Linked DNA regions of Homo sapiens: region 1 is linked to region 2. Evidence: chromatin contacts called from ENCODE Hi-C or POLR2A ChIA-PET data. All regions are on one chromosome and are shown on one strand. The core of a region is the stretch at or near the end of the contact, and the rest is flanking DNA. Distances in the headings are between cores, read along the strand shown. Region 1 holds the start of FEV (FEV transcription factor, ETS family member). Region 2 holds the start of ZNF142 (zinc finger protein 142).

Region 1 (5,073 bases), core at 1,110-3,609, 330 kb before region 2:
AGGGGTATCTGTGGTTGCTGGGAAGAATCAGCAAGATGGCTTCAGGAACTAGAAGTGTGACTCTGGACCTTCTGGTCCTCCATTCATTCTGGGCAGGCTGGCCATCTGCAGAACCACATGGGACCAGCGCTCAGCAGGGTAGGAAGGGGATGAAGGGGAAACTGCCAAGGACTCTCCTGTTGGCTTCCCTAGCTGTACTTGCAGCAGGAGGGGATGGAGAAGATCAAGACTCAGGTGGGTGGAGATGACTGCCCCCCATGCACACATTTCCTGGTGCTCCACCCCCTCAGCAAATGACTTCTGGGTAAGACTGAGGGATAAAGCCTATACTGTTGATCCTTGCCCAGCTCACAGCTGGGATATTTGGGTAGACCTCACTAGGACCCTCTCCTTTACACCTTAGCCTCCCACTGAGAGCATTAAGTGGGCGAATTTTGATGCCTCCCAGCTTTCCCAGCTCTTACCTCCTGCCCCTGGCTATTTTCTGTTCTTACCTCCTGCTCCTTGTTTTCTGTCCATAGTGGGTGGGGGAAGCAGAAAGAGGAATGAGAAGGAGAGGGATTGGGATCTTGACCCCAACTTCAAGGCCCTCACCTTCTGTGGAGCCCTGAGTTTGGTCCACAGGGAACATTCCAACCTCTAGTCTTTGCTCCCACCAGATTCCAGGTCCACATCCTGAAGGCTTCATCCCTGTCCCACTAGGATCCTCCCAGGCCCTGGGATCCCTCTTTTTCCCTCCACACTCTGCCTCCCACTCTTCTCCCTGGCTCCTTTGCACCCTCCACGAGCAAAGATGAACACTCCAGAAGTTGCAGCAAATGAGGGTGAACATGGGCCCTGTAGAACCCCAGAAGTAGGAGTTTCCAGCCATCCTCAATCAGGCATCCCAGGACCAGGCACTTAGCAGGAGACCTGCCCATTCCCAGGCCTCCTCCACCCCTGGGCTCAAGCAGTGAGAGAGGACTTTGAGAATGCCAGTTTTGACAGTACCCGTTCCATACTGCAAGGCTGCAGAAGGTGGGCTTCTGGGCTGGAGCCTCATCTTCAGCCAGCATCCTCCTTAGCCTGCCTCTCCAGAGCCACGAAGCCCCATAGGTACCCAGAGAGACTCCAGGCCACTTGGGAACCACATCAACATCTTTGCATGAGTTAGAAATAGGAATCCTTTTCTTGGAGTGGATTCCAGCCTTGTACAGTGCACAACCCTGTCTTAACCCCTCCACCTCTCCAGCCTCGTTCAGGGATAGCCAGAATGGGAGTAGTGGTGAGGGTGGGTGGCAGACTGGGAGGACAGGGGATGGGGAAGGATGGGAGCAGAATAGTTGTACAGGGAAGTAGCAGGGGGCTCAGGAACCCATCAGGGAAAGCCAGGACAGATTCTCAACATCTTTAGAGGCCTTCAGCAGTCCAAGCCACTACTAATTTATGGGGACTGAATGAATGAGAAAAGGAGGGGAGGGAGAAGGATGAGAGGGAGAGAGAAGGCTGGAGGGGAGATGAGAGTCGGAGAGAAAAGCCTAGGAGGTAAAGAGAGACCTAGAAGGGGGCGGGGAGGACAGAAGAGGGGGCCACCCATCATAAGTTGCCAGGAGAGATGGCCCAGCACCAGGCCTGAGGCTTGGGGGCCCCAGAAAGGCAGGAAACGGGCCAAAGCAAGAAGGAGACGGGGAAGGGGTTCGGGTCTCTAGGGAAGAGCAGAGAGTGGGAGAAGAGGAGGAGGGAGCGGGGATGCGGGCAGAGATAAAGGGAGCAACGGCTGCAGGGCCGGGCGCGCAGCGACAGGCGAGAGGGAGGGAAGCGGAAATTTAAAAGTGAAGATGCAGATAACGCAGCCTGGAGACGGGAACCCGGGTGGGGATAGAGGGAGGGAGGGGGAGGAGAGTGAGCGGCGAGTGGAGCGGGAGCCGACTGGAAGAAGGGCTCTAGGGAGGGGGCTGTGGCTGCTGGGGTCCGAGGTGGGGCCGGGTACACCAGCCCCATCACTGTTTGCAGAGAGTCAGGGAGGCGGAAAAGACACGCGCTCTAGGCTCCCATCAGGGCACATGGCCCGGGCCCATCCCCCGCGCGTCTCCCCGGCTGCGGGGCGCGGGGGGCTGCCGGGTGCGCTTGGCTGTGGCGCGGCGCGTTGGAGACTTTATTGCGATGGGACGATAAGAGGGGCGGGGGCGGGGTCCTGGGGGCCGAGGCGGCAGCGCTTTAATTAAAACGGAAATTGCGGCCCCGGGCCGCGCGGGGGCCGGAGGGTTCCAAGCGGCCCCTTAGCTGGAAGCGTTTCTCCAGGACCCCCCCGCAACCCCCGCCACGCCCGGGCTGCCCCCTCCCGCCAGGCCCTGCCGGACCCGGCGCCGTCTTCTCCTCCTTGTCACCCGCGGTCGCTTCGGGCGGGGATCGGTGCCACCGAGCGCAAAGCCTGCCTCGCCCCCCTTCCCCGTCCCCCCCATCTCCCACCGCCCAGTCCCCGGCGGCGATGAGACAGAGCGGCGCCTCCCAGCCCCTGCTGATCAACATGTACCTGCCAGGTACCAGGGACCAGCCGGAGGCTGGTGGCACCGGAACCTGGGGCGGGAAGTCTAGGCTCAGGCATGGGAAGAGAGTGCTGGGGTCCAGGGGAAGGAGAAGTGTCCGGAGATTCGGGTTGCATGGAGGGCCGATTGTAATGTAGGGCACTGGGGAGACCTAAAGGCAGATAGAGAGCTCTGGGTTTCAGTGCAGGGTCTAGAGGAGTTGAAATGAGCAGATTGGGAGCCTGGGGGCCAAGAGCCGGGACTCAGGGACCCGAAGGAGCCTGAGAGGGGAAGCACGGGTCTCTGGCGTGGTGGAGTACTCTGTGGCCGAGCCGTACCAGAAGGCTGTGGTCCGCGGGCGTCTCCCCTGCGCTCTCACGGCTCCTCACCTTCCTGCTACGAGCTTCAGGCCGGCCCTCCAGGCACCCTCCTCTTCTCTTCGCGCTCCAGCTCGGCTGGCGCAGTTCCCCGCTCGGCTTTATAAGGCTCCAGCCGGCCCCTTCGGAAAGCGGATTTCCTTTTTCCTGGACGCGTTTCCTGACTTGGGCTCTATGGAGGGGCTCCGCGCAGCGCGCCTGGACCAGGCTCCGGGAGGAGGAGCCGGGTGGCCCGGGCCCCCAGCCTCGCGCCTGGGGACCACAGCACCCCCCTTAAGCCTTGGCCCGGGGCCCTTTTGTCAAGCCCACAACTTCCGCCCGGGGTTCTCCTGATTCTTTTCTTCTGCTGCTTGCAGATCCCGTCGGAGACGGTCTCTTCAAGGACGGGAAGAACCCGAGCTGGGGGCCGCTGAGCCCCGCGGTTCAGAAAGGTGAGATGGCCGGCGCGCTGGGCGGCGGAGGCGAGGTTGGTTGGGGTCAGGGCACAGGCGGACAGTAGGTGGGAGCAGTGTGGACCCAGGGTTCACACTGAAGCCCGGAGTCCTGGCCTGGTTGTGCGGAGGCCTTGGGAAGACAGTCACTTGGTTTTTGGCTCCTGCATCTCCTGAGCACCAGGAAAAGAGTTGCAGGCCAAGGCAGATGGAGAGGATCCCAGCCCCAGGCCCTTTTGCTGCTGTGTATGGTTTTCCAGGCTTTGGGGCAGGGGCTGGGACACTTAGCGTCCTTTCCCTGCTGGTAGTAGGAGCTCAAGGCCGCAGCACCAGCCGGCAATGGAACCGGGGGAATTACTCCCCAAACACAGCGGGCTTCCCAATCACTAGACCCTGGCTACTGCCACCTGCTTCACCCTCCGGCGCTGACTCACGCCGGCTGATCTCTGCTGGCCAACTCTGCCAGACGATTGCAATTGATTCCCAGGTTCACCACCAGCGCTCCACGGGTAGTCGCTAAATTACCCTTTTGACGGCTGGCTCTTCAAGCAGCGTCTCCCCACAGTCCCCATCTCAGTCGTTACCCTAGATCTCACCAAGAGACAGAAACCACAAAAACGAGGTTGGCGACTGTTTTATCCAGAAGGAAACTATGCCCAACAGGAACGGTCATCCAAGCCGCTGAGGTTGCTCCGCCTTTGGTGCCAGGTGCACCTTTGTACCCAAACCTTCCCTTGCTTCTGACCCTAAAACTTAACTCTGGGGACCAGAAACCAGGAAGCTCTTTGCTGGGCTGGCTTGAAGGGATTGGGATTGAAATTATGGGGAAGGGTAGCGTCTGGATTCTAAGCCAGTGGCTGAAAAAGTAAGAGGGGTTCAAAAGACTATATTTGAGGCAGTAAGCAGACCACTTTGAGGAAAATCCGTTTTATTCTAAAAGGGAGTGGGGGTAATTGTATCGGGATTTTTCTCTGCCTGTCTGCTTGAGGCTCCAAGACAGGGGAGCAGGAATTCTGGGACCCCACTCTCTAACCACTCGCATATCCTGGAAAAACCTCCTTGCTGCCTCCAGCAACCGAATTCGGAGGGAGATCACACAAAGACAGGAGGAGGTTGGTAGCCAAGCACAACAGCTGCTCGGTCCGTTCCCCTCCTCAGAGTTGTTCATCAGGCCCCGAGAACTATGGCACCTTCGTAGGCAGGGAATCCCGCCTGTTCCGAAAATAAGAGGCCAAATTCTCAGGGCCAGCGCAGAGGCCTGCGCACCCGAAGGTGGCTAGGATAGTGAGCCCATGAGAGCTTGCCCCTCCTGTCACGTATAGGGGGCCACTGTTCGTTCCTACTCCTGTCGGATGTGGTGTCCCAAGGGAGCCAGCCACCACTCCACCTCAGGAGTAGCCTGTCCAACTACGTCTTTGGGGACTCGGGACTAGCTGGGCCTTGTCCAGCAGTGGTTGGGGTCGTCCTGCTGCACGCCTGTCCCTTCCCACCTCTGGATGTGGTCCAGCTGGGATGGGGCAGTCCGATCATTCTGCCCAAGGCCGCCCTGTACGGTTGTGCGTCTTTTCCCTAAATAAGGGCGCCCGGCTGAGATGGAGAGTGGCGGCGGATATCTGTCCTTGCTCGCCTTGGAAAGCCAAGTGCCTTGGTGCGCCGCTGCGCTCACGTGGGGGGAGGCAATGCTTCCCCTTCCCCCCAACCCCCAAGTTCCACAAAACCGTGCATCTGGAAAGCTACGTGCTCTTCAGTGGAAGCCGCATT
Region 2 (4,997 bases), core at 1-2,500:
CCACAGGTCAGCATTACTGTGTGGGTCAATACCCTCCTTTTGTGGGGTAAGGGTGGTATTGGAATGCAAGGGTGGAGGCTCCAGGTCCCTCATCCCATTTTGTCCTTCATTAGTCTACTCATACCTGTTTCCTACCAGAGGACCATGTCTGGAGATGCCTTAAACCAAAAAGAGCTATATAAACAGGCTTCACATCAGGGTAATGGATGGACAGGATTTTTGTGGTCCCTGGGACCAGCTATGATAAAAAGGGGTCCATTGGCTGCAGTCAGCAAGGGAGAAGCGTCCGTTGACTTGTCAGTAACCCTATGTCTTGTTATGAGTAATGTCCTTCAAATATCCTCCCCCTTACGTCCCCAATATTTAACGTCTTGTTTAGACCTTTATTACCTCCCACCTAAACTGTCTTTAAAATCGTAGTTCTTGAAATGGCATTTTAATAGGTCTTCACCTCCTGCTTCACGGAACATCTACACAAGGGTCCAGATCTTTCATCATAGGGATCAGCTCCAATACCATATCTCTCTCTGCTCCAGCACCTTCAATGGCTGGCTCCCAGCAGACCCCTGAATTGGGTATAAACTCAGCCTGGTACTCAAGGCTCTCTACAATACGGCGCCCACCTACCTTTCATGGATTAGCTCCTAACACTACCTGTTTAGCAAATATGCAAATACGCAACAAATATGTTCAACAAGTAAGCAACCTCCCAACTCCTTGCTCATGCAGTGCTCTTGGCTCGGAATGCCCGTTCTTTTCTCCCTCATTCTCCCCAAATGAAAATCTGCCCATCTGCTACTTTCTCCACGGATCGTCACATCGTAGACAATAAGATCCTGAGGGACAAGAGCAAAGTTGTTTCTAGTACACCTCTCCTCCAACCCCGAACCCCGGCCACTTTGCCCTGCGCCTGGCATGCAGGGAGGTGAGCTGACAGCAGTGACCTCGGCTGAGCCTCAGAACTGGGATCCAGAATTCCAAAACACCTATGCATGGAAGGCCACAGACAAAGCTCTCCCGTCCCCGGCCCCTCCGCGACACCCAGGAACCCCCTCCTGAACCTCGCCCACACCCCAGCTCGCGCCTCCAGCCACATGGTTTGGGGTAACCCGTCACTCAGCCCTCTCACCGCCGTGACTCTCTGGCCCTCCGTCTCGATGGTTTCACCGCGCCTGCACCTTGGGGAAGCTGCGTTCGGCCCCGCCCCGGGTCCTTTCATCTACTTCCCGCCACACCCACAGAGAAGCCCACGCCACTCTACCCCAGAGCTCTCGATGGTGCTTCTCCGGCTTCAGGGCTGGAGTGGGGGTGGAGGGCGGGAAAAACCACAGAGACAAAACATAGAGTACCCCGGCAGCCGGCAAGAGGAAGAGAGAGTGGCTTCCACATCCCCAATATCCTAGAGGCGGCTGAGCCGGAGGCGGTCGCACAAAGCGGGCCCCGGGGGCCGTTCCAGCCGCGGCCGACCATAGAGATGCGGCTCCCGCCGGCTCTGGGTCTGGAGGTGAGTGAGCGGCTGCGGGGCGGAACTGGGAAGGGAATGCGGGTGGAGCGAGCTGGAGGCAAAGTTTTTCGAGCCCCGGGATCAGGGTGGGCCTGGGCGCTGGGAACTCTCGGAAGGAGGTACTGAAGGGAGCACCCAGACGAGCTGGGCCCCGGCGCTGCAGTCGCGTCACGGTTCTGGACCCCGCCCGGGTACCTGCTGCTCTCAGGACAAAATCATGACGATGCTCCATCCCAAGCCTTCCAGGTTACAAACCGCCTTTCCAGTTCGCTGGCTCTTATGATCCAGCTCCTGCCCGACGATGTGGACACTGTCATCACCTCCATTTTACAGATAGGAAAGCTGAGGCCCAGAGAAGCGAAGCGACTGTGTCTGTCCAAGACCACGCGGTGAGTCAGAGCCAGAGGCAGGTGGGAACCTGGGTCGCTAGGCCGGGGCCCGTTGTTTCTCCAGGCCTTCTCTCTGCCTTAGTCTGTCCTTTCTCTTCCTCAGCCCTCCTGCCCGGAAGATAAGCGTATTTCTTCTCTGGTGCCCACCTGTCTCCTACCTCACCCTGCCCTCCCGCAGGTGAAGGTTCTTAATCTTGACGGCTCAGCGTCCTCCTTGGCTCCCCCCGGAGGCCATGTATGGTCAAGCTTGAAGATTCCCCAGAACAGCGATAATATTCAGTAAGTGGAGGCTGCAGTTTCCAGAGAATCCCTCTGACCACGGGAGTGCACTTTCCAGCCACCTTGTGAATCCCTGTGATCTGTTGTTTTGAGTCCATGGGATTCTGGAAATAGGGACTATCAGATTGCAGGATCTTGGTTTTTGTTTGTTTTTTTTTTGAGACGGAGTTTCGCTCTTGTTGCCCAAGCTGGGGTGCAATGGTGCGATCTCGGCTCACTGCAACCTCCGCCTCCCGGGTTCCAGCGATTCTCCTGCCTCAGCCTCCCGAGTAGCTGGGATTACAGGCGTGTGCCACCACACCCTGCTGATTTTTTGTATTTTTAGTAGAAACAGGGTTTCACAATGTTCGCCAGGCTGGTCTCGAACTTCTGACCTCAGGTGATCGGCCCGCCTTGGCCTCCCAAAGTGCTGGGATTACAGGCCTGAGCCACCGCGCCCGGCCTGGTTTCTTCTTCTTTTTTTCTTTTTGCATCTTGTCTGTGACTCAATTTCATGAAGTGATTCCCATCATTCTTATTAATTACTAATTATTCAGCTTAAACTCATTTTAGCCATGTATAACAGGGTATGCAATTCAATTGTCATTCATTCCTCAGTTATGTTCCCATATTTAGTTTGAGGCCATAGTCAGTTAATGAGTTTGAAATTTCTCCAAATGTGTTACGTTATAGGTGAGGAACCACTGGTTTTGTACAAGATACCTAGCTTTACTCCAATGCAGCTCCATATCTGTGGTTCTTCACTGGAATCTTCGATTGTGGGTGATTTGTGTTCGTTGAAGTGATAATGTCAGTATCACAAAGTAATATCATTGAAGTGATAATGTCAACAAATTACTAAAAAAGCTATACATCTAGGGAGAGAGACTGACAGGTAAACAACAGTGCAGTGTGACCTCGTTTCTGATAGGGCTGTGTACAGAGTGCCCTTAGGACGCCAGAAGAGAGAAGATAAGAGTTTCGGGAAGCCAGGCCCGGCGCGGTGCCTCACGCCTGTAATCCCAGCACTTTGGGAGGCCGAGGCAGGTGGATCACCTGAGTTCTGGAGTTCAAGACCAGCCCAACCAACATGGAGAAACCCCATCTCTACTAAAAATACAAAATAGTAGCCAGGCGTGGTGGTACATGCCTGTAATCCCAGCTACTCAGGAGGCTGAGGCAGGAGAATCGCTTGAACCCAGGAGGCAGAGGTTGTAGTGAGCTGAGATCGTGCCACTGCCCTCCAGCCTAGGTGACAGACTAAGACTGTCTCAAAAAAAAGAATGTCAGGAGGCCTTCATGGTGGAAGTGACATTTGTGCAGCTTCTTCAAGGATAGTTAATTGGTTAGCCAGATAAGAGAGAGAGATTGAGAAGGGGAAAAGGCATATCAAGCCAAGAGACGCAAAAGGCTGTGAGGGTATGAAAGCAAAAGAGAATGTGGTGGGTCTGGAGAATGGCACATCATCTGGTTCAGAGATCTGCTGAGGGGAGAAGTGGGAGATGAGTCAGGGGAGGTCAGCAGGAGCCAGATGATGAAGGAAGGGCCTTCCTTATAATCCATGCTGAGGAATAGTGAGATTATCAAAGGTTAAGAGGGAAAGGGACCAGGCAAGGTGGCTCACGCCTATAATCCCAGCACTTTGGGAGGCCAAAACGGGCAGATCACCCAAGGTCAGAAGTTCGAGACCAGCCTGGCCAACATGGTGAAACTCCATCGCTGTTAAAAATACAAAATTTACCTGGGCGTGTGTGGCACATGCCTGTAGTCCAGCTATTGGGGAGGCTGAGACAGGAGAATTGCTTGAACCCAGGAGGCGGAGGTTGCAGTGAGCCAAGATCACGCCACTGCACTCCAGCCTGGGTGACAGAGCGAGACTCTGTCTCAAAAAAAAAAAAAAAAAAGGACTTCTGAGATATTTGGGCCCCACCTAATTTTGTTGCAGATAAGAAATCTGAGACCCAAATTGCTTAATGACTTGGCTAAGGGCACTTAGCTAGCAGAAGACAACCTGCAGTCATTAATATATTGGCCAATACTTGTTGGCTGTCTCCTAATATTCTGTTATCATTTTTATACTTTTTGTTCTGAACATTATCATAAAAGAAAGCCTCTATTTAGTCTCATATGGTATATATGGCATATTGCCATGCAAGAAAATGCCTAAGTGGGTGGGCACTGGGCTGTGTACCCACGCCAGCCAGGAAGAAAGTAAGAACTCTAACCTTACTTTGTTTTTCTTCTGGTTGGCTTGTCAGCATTTAAGAAGCCAAAACACACAAGTCGGTGGTGATGACAGACCCCCTTTTGGACTCACAGCCAGCCAGTAGCACCGGGGAGATGGATGGACTGTGCCCTGAGCTATTGCTGATCCCCCCGCCTCTCTCTAACCGTGGAATCCTGGGGCCTGTCCAGAGCCCCTGTCCTTCCCGGGACCCTGCACCTATACCTACTGAGCCAGGCTGCCTGCTGGTAGAGGCCACAGCAACTGAAGAGGGACCAGGGAACATGGAGATCATTGTGGAGACAGTAGCTGGAACCCTGACCCCAGGTGCTCCTGGAGAGACCCCAGGTACAAACACAGTTGCAAGCAGGCCAGTGGGACAAGCAGCTCTGAGGTTTTGTCTGGGTTATTTTTGATTCTGTATAAATATGATGAGAACACAAGGTAGCATCCTATTTTTATACTTGGAGATGTTGTCATTTGGTTTGCAGTTGGTGCATGTTGATTGAAGGCTGGCGAAGTGGTGCACAGCCTTCTACCAAGCTTTTGGCAGTCTGTCCTGCAAGGGCTTCATGTGTGCTAGGCAGTAATCCAGAAAGTAAGACCTTTCTGACACCTCCGC

The links. A loop is a pair of places that touch in the nucleus more often than their neighbours do. ChIA-PET counts read pairs that join two places held with the same protein, here RNA polymerase II (POLR2A). Pooled maps may share reads with other maps.
Region 1: a pooled map shows a loop between it and region 2 (2.9-fold over the local background). The contact joins the promoter of FEV here to the promoter of ZNF142 in region 2. A Hi-C loop is called at or near these places in 4 of 50 pooled maps. POLR2A ChIA-PET finds 5 or more read pairs at or near these places in 2 of 52 experiments (BJ and activated naive CD4-positive, alpha-beta T cell).

What each region holds. Positions count from the first base shown.
Region 1 is chr2:218,982,470-218,987,542 of GRCh38, reverse strand. FEV (FEV transcription factor, ETS family member) reads left to right here and starts at 2,359. Exons shown (of 3, transcript NM_017521.3): 1 at 2,359-2,519; 2 at 3,238-3,312. The coding sequence starts at 2,468.
Region 2 is chr2:218,655,876-218,660,872 of GRCh38, reverse strand. It overlaps ZNF142 (zinc finger protein 142), which reads left to right and starts at 1,250. Exons shown (of 11, transcript NM_001379659.1): 1 at 1,250-1,504; 2 at 1,743-1,893; 3 at 1,997-2,172; 4 at 4,410-4,723. The coding sequence starts at 4,444. BCS1L (BCS1 ubiquinol-cytochrome c reductase complex chaperone) reads right to left here and starts at 1,190. Exons shown (of 8, transcript NM_001079866.2): 1 at 1,130-1,190. RefSeq lists enhancers at 1,067-1,196, 2,007-2,126.